Linked DNA regions of Homo sapiens: region 1 is linked to region 2. The links are chromatin contacts, found by Hi-C in ENCODE. All regions are on one chromosome and are shown on one strand. The core of a region is the stretch at or near the end of the contact, and the rest is flanking DNA. Distances in the headings are between cores, read along the strand shown. Region 1 holds the start of RTCB (RNA 2',3'-cyclic phosphate and 5'-OH ligase). Region 2 holds the start of EWSR1 (EWS RNA binding protein 1).

Evidence for each region. A loop is a pair of places that touch in the nucleus more often than their neighbours do. Pooled maps may share reads with other maps.
Region 1: a map of CD4-positive, alpha-beta T cell shows a loop between it and region 2 (5-fold over the local background). The contact joins the promoter of RTCB here to the promoter of EWSR1 in region 2. A Hi-C loop is called at or near these places in 2 of 168 maps with a recorded cell type or tissue (CD4-positive, alpha-beta T cell and naive thymus-derived CD4-positive, alpha-beta T cell) and 6 of 50 pooled maps.

The regions. Positions count from the first base shown.
Region 1 is chr22:32,410,877-32,413,666 of GRCh38, reverse strand. RTCB (RNA 2',3'-cyclic phosphate and 5'-OH ligase) reads left to right here and starts at 1,420. Exons shown (of 12, transcript NM_014306.5): 1 at 1,420-1,603. The coding sequence starts at 1,511. RefSeq lists an enhancer at 1,271-1,450.
Region 2 is chr22:29,266,845-29,269,691 of GRCh38, reverse strand. EWSR1 (EWS RNA binding protein 1) reads right to left here and starts at 1,424. Exons shown (of 17, transcript NM_005243.4): 1 at 1,343-1,424. The coding sequence starts at 1,355. It overlaps RHBDD3 (rhomboid domain containing 3), which reads left to right and starts at 1,711. Exons shown (of 7, transcript NM_012265.3): 1 at 1,711-1,944; 2 at 2,115-2,266. RefSeq lists a silencer at 1,079-1,168 and enhancers at 1,339-1,398, 1,509-1,568, 961-1,832.

The DNA.
Region 1 (2,790 bases), core at 171-2,670, 3.1 Mb before region 2:
AAATACAAAAATTAACTGGGAGTGGTGGCACGCACCTGTAGTCCCAGCTGCTTGGGAGGCTGAGGCAGGAGAATCGCTTGAACCTGGGAGGCGGAGGTTGCAGTGAGCCGAGATGGCACCACTGCACTCCAGCCTGGCGACAGAGCAAGACTCCAACTCAAAAAAATAATAAAATAAAATAAGACATAGAAAAGGGAAGAGACCTAAGGTTGCACAGACATCAAGGCTTGATTTTAAAAGAGAATTCTTTACCTCTGAAATCTTTCCAAGAAGGAACAGGGTAACCACAGGAAACTCTAAAAGTTGTATCACTTCAAGCTTTGGGATTTTTCACCCACCACAGATTCAATGAAATGGCAGTGCAGAGTACTAAACTCAGACAATTCATAACTGAGAATGATATTAATGTGTCAGAGCACCTAATCAATGGGGAGAAATTGGGGCAGAAGAGAAGAAAAGCGGAACCAGTGTAGATAATGCAACAAATGAATGGAAACTACATACTGTTTTTTGCAGCACTTACAGTCTAGTGGGGGAATGGAAAGAGGAGAGCTGTTTATAGAGTGCTTGCCGTGTGCCAAGCCCCGTGCTGATTACCCCTCCAGTGTCACTTCATTTAGCCTTCTACTCAAGAAAGAATTATGATCCCATTTTAGAGATGACGAAACAGAGATAAGAGGGGTTAATCACACCAAGTCAGTAAATGGCACAGATAGAAATTGAATCTTGCGTCTTTCTAATCCCAAAGTTGCAGTTGTTGACATGAGGCCGAACTGGAAACTGAAATCACTTAAAGCTCACTTACCACTATGAACAAGAGACACGGCGTATAAAAGCATGATTAAAGAGGTCTTGATCATCAAATGCGGCTAGACTGGGGAGTTTTGGCGATCCATAAGGGCTGTGATTTGATCATTTTGTAGTATATGTCTGGCCACAATAGATGCACCCACAAGTGTTTGTCAGAATAAATGATAAGCTGCCATGCTTCATTCTTTGGGATGCTCCTTTCTGACCAAAAAAGTTATTTGGTGTATATCCAGATTCATTCTGAAACATAAATGTTCAGCTATGGTATTTACTCAAACAGGTTTTTCTTTCTCAGCTGCTGGCGTTATCTTTTTCCCCTCCCAGCTGAGGGTGTAAACTCCAAGCCAATGCACCGAACCTGACCCAGACTCAAGGTGTTTTCATAAGCTGCTGAAAAGCATTTCCAAAACAAAAGATAACTAGATTATACTTTAAACTTCTGGATTTCGCTTAGCTGTAGTTTAGAGGAAATCGACTAATAAAGATCCTAAAGTTATACACTACAGGACAGTACAACTTAACCAGAGGAAAGACATTGGCCTGAAGAATTTTGAGCCTCGGCGCTTGCCGTTGCTCATCTGCTGCGGCGCTGGTCGCGCCTGCGCTTTGGTTCTTGGAAGGCGGTGCTCTGAGAAGCCGGACTACGCGGCAGCGGCTCTTCAAAGCGGAGCCGGGAGTTTTTGCTACAGTTTTCGCCACCATGAGTCGCAGCTATAATGATGAGCTGCAGTTCTTGGAGAAGATCAATAAAAACTGCTGGAGGATCAAGAAGGGCTTCGTGCCCAACATGCAGGTAAGGCAGGAGAGCAAATGGCGGGGCCTTCCGTGCTCCGTCCCCGGCCCGGCCGGCGTCCACTGCGCCCTCTGGACCTCCCCTGACCACTGGGTCCGCCCCGGCCCCTTGCAGAGTTTCCCTCATCCCGTCCTTCTCCCCTCACGGTTCTGGGGCCGCCCAACCTGTTCCGGCACCACCTCCCGCCAGGAGAGGTCCCCGAACCACGAGGACAAGCTAAGTGCGGTGGATATGGGAATCTAAATAAATACGAAATTGGGGTTTCCAAAGCGTTTTCACAGATCAGTCTCATAAACGTATCGTGAGCTGTTTTACGTTCACAGAAACTTCAGTGATCTTTTCCAGGGTGGAACAGCCAGCCCCAGGTTCATTTGCTGGGACTGGAATTCACCTCCTCTGAGTCATGCTGGTTATTTAAATAACGTTTACAAACCTTTGTTCACTAAACCAGGTTTTCAGCATTCAGTATCGCATGTTGGTTTTTAATAAAGCGATGTCATTTCTTGCAGTAGCGCAGGGCAGGGCCTGTTTGATTTTAATATTCACTTCACAGAAGGACCTCGAGGATCTGTCGGTGACATAGCTTCCTCTACCCACCTAGGAAGAAGCTCAGCCAGGACTTGATGTCCGGTTTACTTCTTTGACGTCCCAGATGGAGACTTGAGGGCTCAGGATCATCAGATAGTTTGAAAGCCTGGGCTCTGTATCTCTCGGCCTTCATCACCATCTGTGCTCATATTTTTATTAATGTGAAAAAAGAAAACGTTTATGAAGTTTTGCAACGTATTTTTAAATAGTTTTTGAAATCCCTGAAGGTGCCAAGTAAATGCTTCAAAGGTTTACCGTCTCGTCTCACGTCTTGGTAAACAGCTCCCAATAGTCACTCCATTCTTTTATTCAGAATCAAAGCTTACTGAGTTTCCCTTGTTGGCAAGTCACTTACACTGAGGGAAGAAAAAGCGCACGGGGATAAATCTGTGTTCTGTTTGCTGTTTGGCCACTTTCTTTGTGTGGAAACCGTTACCCTGAAGGAAGGAATAGAAAATCTAACATAGGGAGAGCGCAGTGGTTCATGGCCTGTAATCCCAACGCTTTGGGAGGCCAAGGCGGGAAGATCCTTTGTGCCTAGGACTTTGGAGACCTGCCTGGGCAATATAGTGGGACCCTGTCTCTACAAAAAAAATTTA
Region 2 (2,847 bases), core at 175-2,674:
GTATCCCGGCACGAACAGCCAACACTTACCTGTTTATTGACCACAGATGGGGAGAATTCTTAAACTGTCCTTAAGTTGCTGGATTCTGGACTCCAAAAACTCTGGAGTGCCCAGAACTTTTCCTGTCTTCCTTCTCATCTTCTCCCACTGTCTCTAAGGCCTGGAACCAGGTGGCCTGAGAATACCCCCGGGGCAAAAATGCTCCACCCTGCCAATTTTCGCGGGTTAGTGTACCCACAGATTGCGAACTGCAGGTGATGGCTAGGCGACACTCTTAAACGCTCCTTCCATCAAGGACCACTCTACTCCCATTTTGGAGTTCCCAACCGGGGCTTGCTTGCAAGTGCCTTTAAGATTGCTTCTACTGGCCTTTTTTCCCCTCTCCTCTGTCGACCTACGAAATCAACAGGCCTGCCGGCCTAACGCAGGCGAATAAACGTGCGAGGCCACTGCTGAAACATAATTCAAATGAAGGCTCGGCCTTTTGTTCCTCCTAGGTCAGAGAGACCAGAAATATCTTTCTGGTAGCGTTTCTCGTCTCTCGACCCAGGCTGGCCTTATTATACAACGGATGTCCCTCGGCGTTTGCAGAAAAAGGGCCCTGGGAAGCCACTTAATTGGTTTTGGGGGAGGGGAGGACGTGGATTAATAACGATAAAAATGGAGAAGCCCAAGAAAGCGGCAAACTGGGGGCCCTGGAGGAGGGAAGCACATTCTGTCTAAAGCCCAGGCGAGCAGAAGTTCGGCTTGGGGCTGGAAGCCACAGAGGGGGCAGCTCGGCAGCGCCAGACGCCCCAGCCGACTGGGTCTTAAGGATGACGGGGCTCCCGCTCATAGGCCGGCACCCCTCGGCCCACAAATCCACGGTATCTTTATTTGCTTTTTCCCCTGGTTTCTCAGGAAACCCTGAAAACGGGGAGGGAGGCCTCACAGGGACAGCAGCCTGCGGGCCCCCCGGCGGTTTCATAGTGACCGGCTTGAGGCCTGGCCAAATCCTCCCCTTCACGCAGGGCCTCGAAGGCCGCAGGCCCCGCCCACGTGGCGGGAGGCCCGGAGCTCAGGGCGCGAGGACCGCCACACAATGGAGGCCAAGGCGGGCCCCGCGCGCCCCCGCCGCAGCAAGCCCCCCGCGCGCCACGGGCGCCGGAAGATTCCAGAACCGGCCCGCCCGGTTGGGGGAGGGGAGAGGAATGCGGATCCCCGAGCTCGTCGGGCCGCGGCGGGTGCCTCAACCCCCTCTCGGCAACTCCACTCAGTCTTCCCAGCCAAGCCCAGAGACGAACGACCCCCAGTTTGGGCGTTCCGGCTACCGCCGGCGCGACCGCAGTTCCACCATACTCACCCGTGGACGCCATTTTCTCTCCTTCCTCCTCGTTCTCTCAACGTCCGTCTCCCTCTCGCTTTCCCTCTAGGCGCCGCACTGCGCAGGCGCAAATCTCGCAACCCCGGGCGCGACCATCGGGCCAGGCCACGGGGGTGGGGTCAGGAGGGATGAACCACCGCTTACTCGTTCTTCGCGTCCGCAACTCTTGTCCCAGTCCTCTCTAAAGAGCGCCCGACGTGACACTCGGGCCAAAATAGCATCTAAGGGGCCAGAGCGGGGGTGAGCGGGTCTCAGCGTGAAACCGGAGAGGCTCTCAGCACGAGACTAGGCTGTTTGGAATGGTTCCGTCCGCTGGCTCTAGGGACGGTCGCTGAAGAGTCGGCCCTGCAGGGAGACGGAGATCGGCGGGAGGGCTGGGGGAAGGGACCCGGACTAGAACAACTGCTGACTAATCCGCGGGCCGCGGGGAATGGGTGGCGCGCCAGCCGGTCGGCAGGGGTCACGCGGCCGGGTGTGCGCGGAATGGATTCAGGGTTCTCGGGTCGCGCCCGGGAGCTAGAGTCCTGACTCCCAGCCGGGGTCCCCGACCGGCCTTTCGGGGTTGCCGGGCGCGCTCTGCAGTGAGTACCCGGGACGCGTGGCCCGGGCCAGCGGGGAAGGGTCCCCAAGGCCGGTCGGCTGGGTGGGAGGCCTCGAACGCCGTGCCTGGCCCCGAGACCCTATCCCCGGTAACGGTCGAGGTGGAGCAGGCCCTTTAATCATCCCTCATCCGATATCCTTGTTTCTACAGAAGGGGAAACTGAGGCCCAAGGAAATTGAGTATCTCTGCAAAGTCACCAGCTGAGTTCGAACCAGACAGATCCTGGGACCCCCTACTCTATCCGCCACCGGAAGAATCTCCGTCCTTGTCTTTCCATTCTGCCCTCCCGGCTTCCCAGTAAGGTAGGCAGGGCCTGGTGGTGCACTGCCCCGTTTCATAGATTGAAGAAAGTGAGGTCCAGGGGGCTCAAGTCCCAGTTCCGAGTGTCCACGGGTAAGCCCTTCACCCTTGCTAAGGTGCCCAGAGCTGGGGAATGGTTGTGAGGTGTCGATGCAGGAGGAGGTTTACGGTGGGTGCCTTGGCCCCAAACCCTGCCTCCAGGCAAGGCTGACCCTGCCCACCTTCCTGGACCTCTAGCCCCAGCCCCCTAGGTGGATGCCCGGGTCCGCGAAGGGCAGGGTTCACCTTCAAATCCCTCGGCAGGACCAGGAGCCAAGCTAGTGTCCTTTTTTCAGTGAACATATATAAAGCACTGGCTGTGTGCTGTGAATACCCTGGGGAATGTGGGGTTGGATCAGAGGAGCCATGAGCTCAGACCACCTGCCTAGGGAGACAGACTGGCCAAGCTGTGCTCCTAAGGATAAGATCCATGATGTTAGGGGGCCAGAGGAGGGGAAGGGATATTTGAGCTGGGCTTCCAAGGGTGAAATAGGAGTTTGCCTGCTGGCAAAATGGAGGGAAGGACAATGCAGGCAGAGGAGCT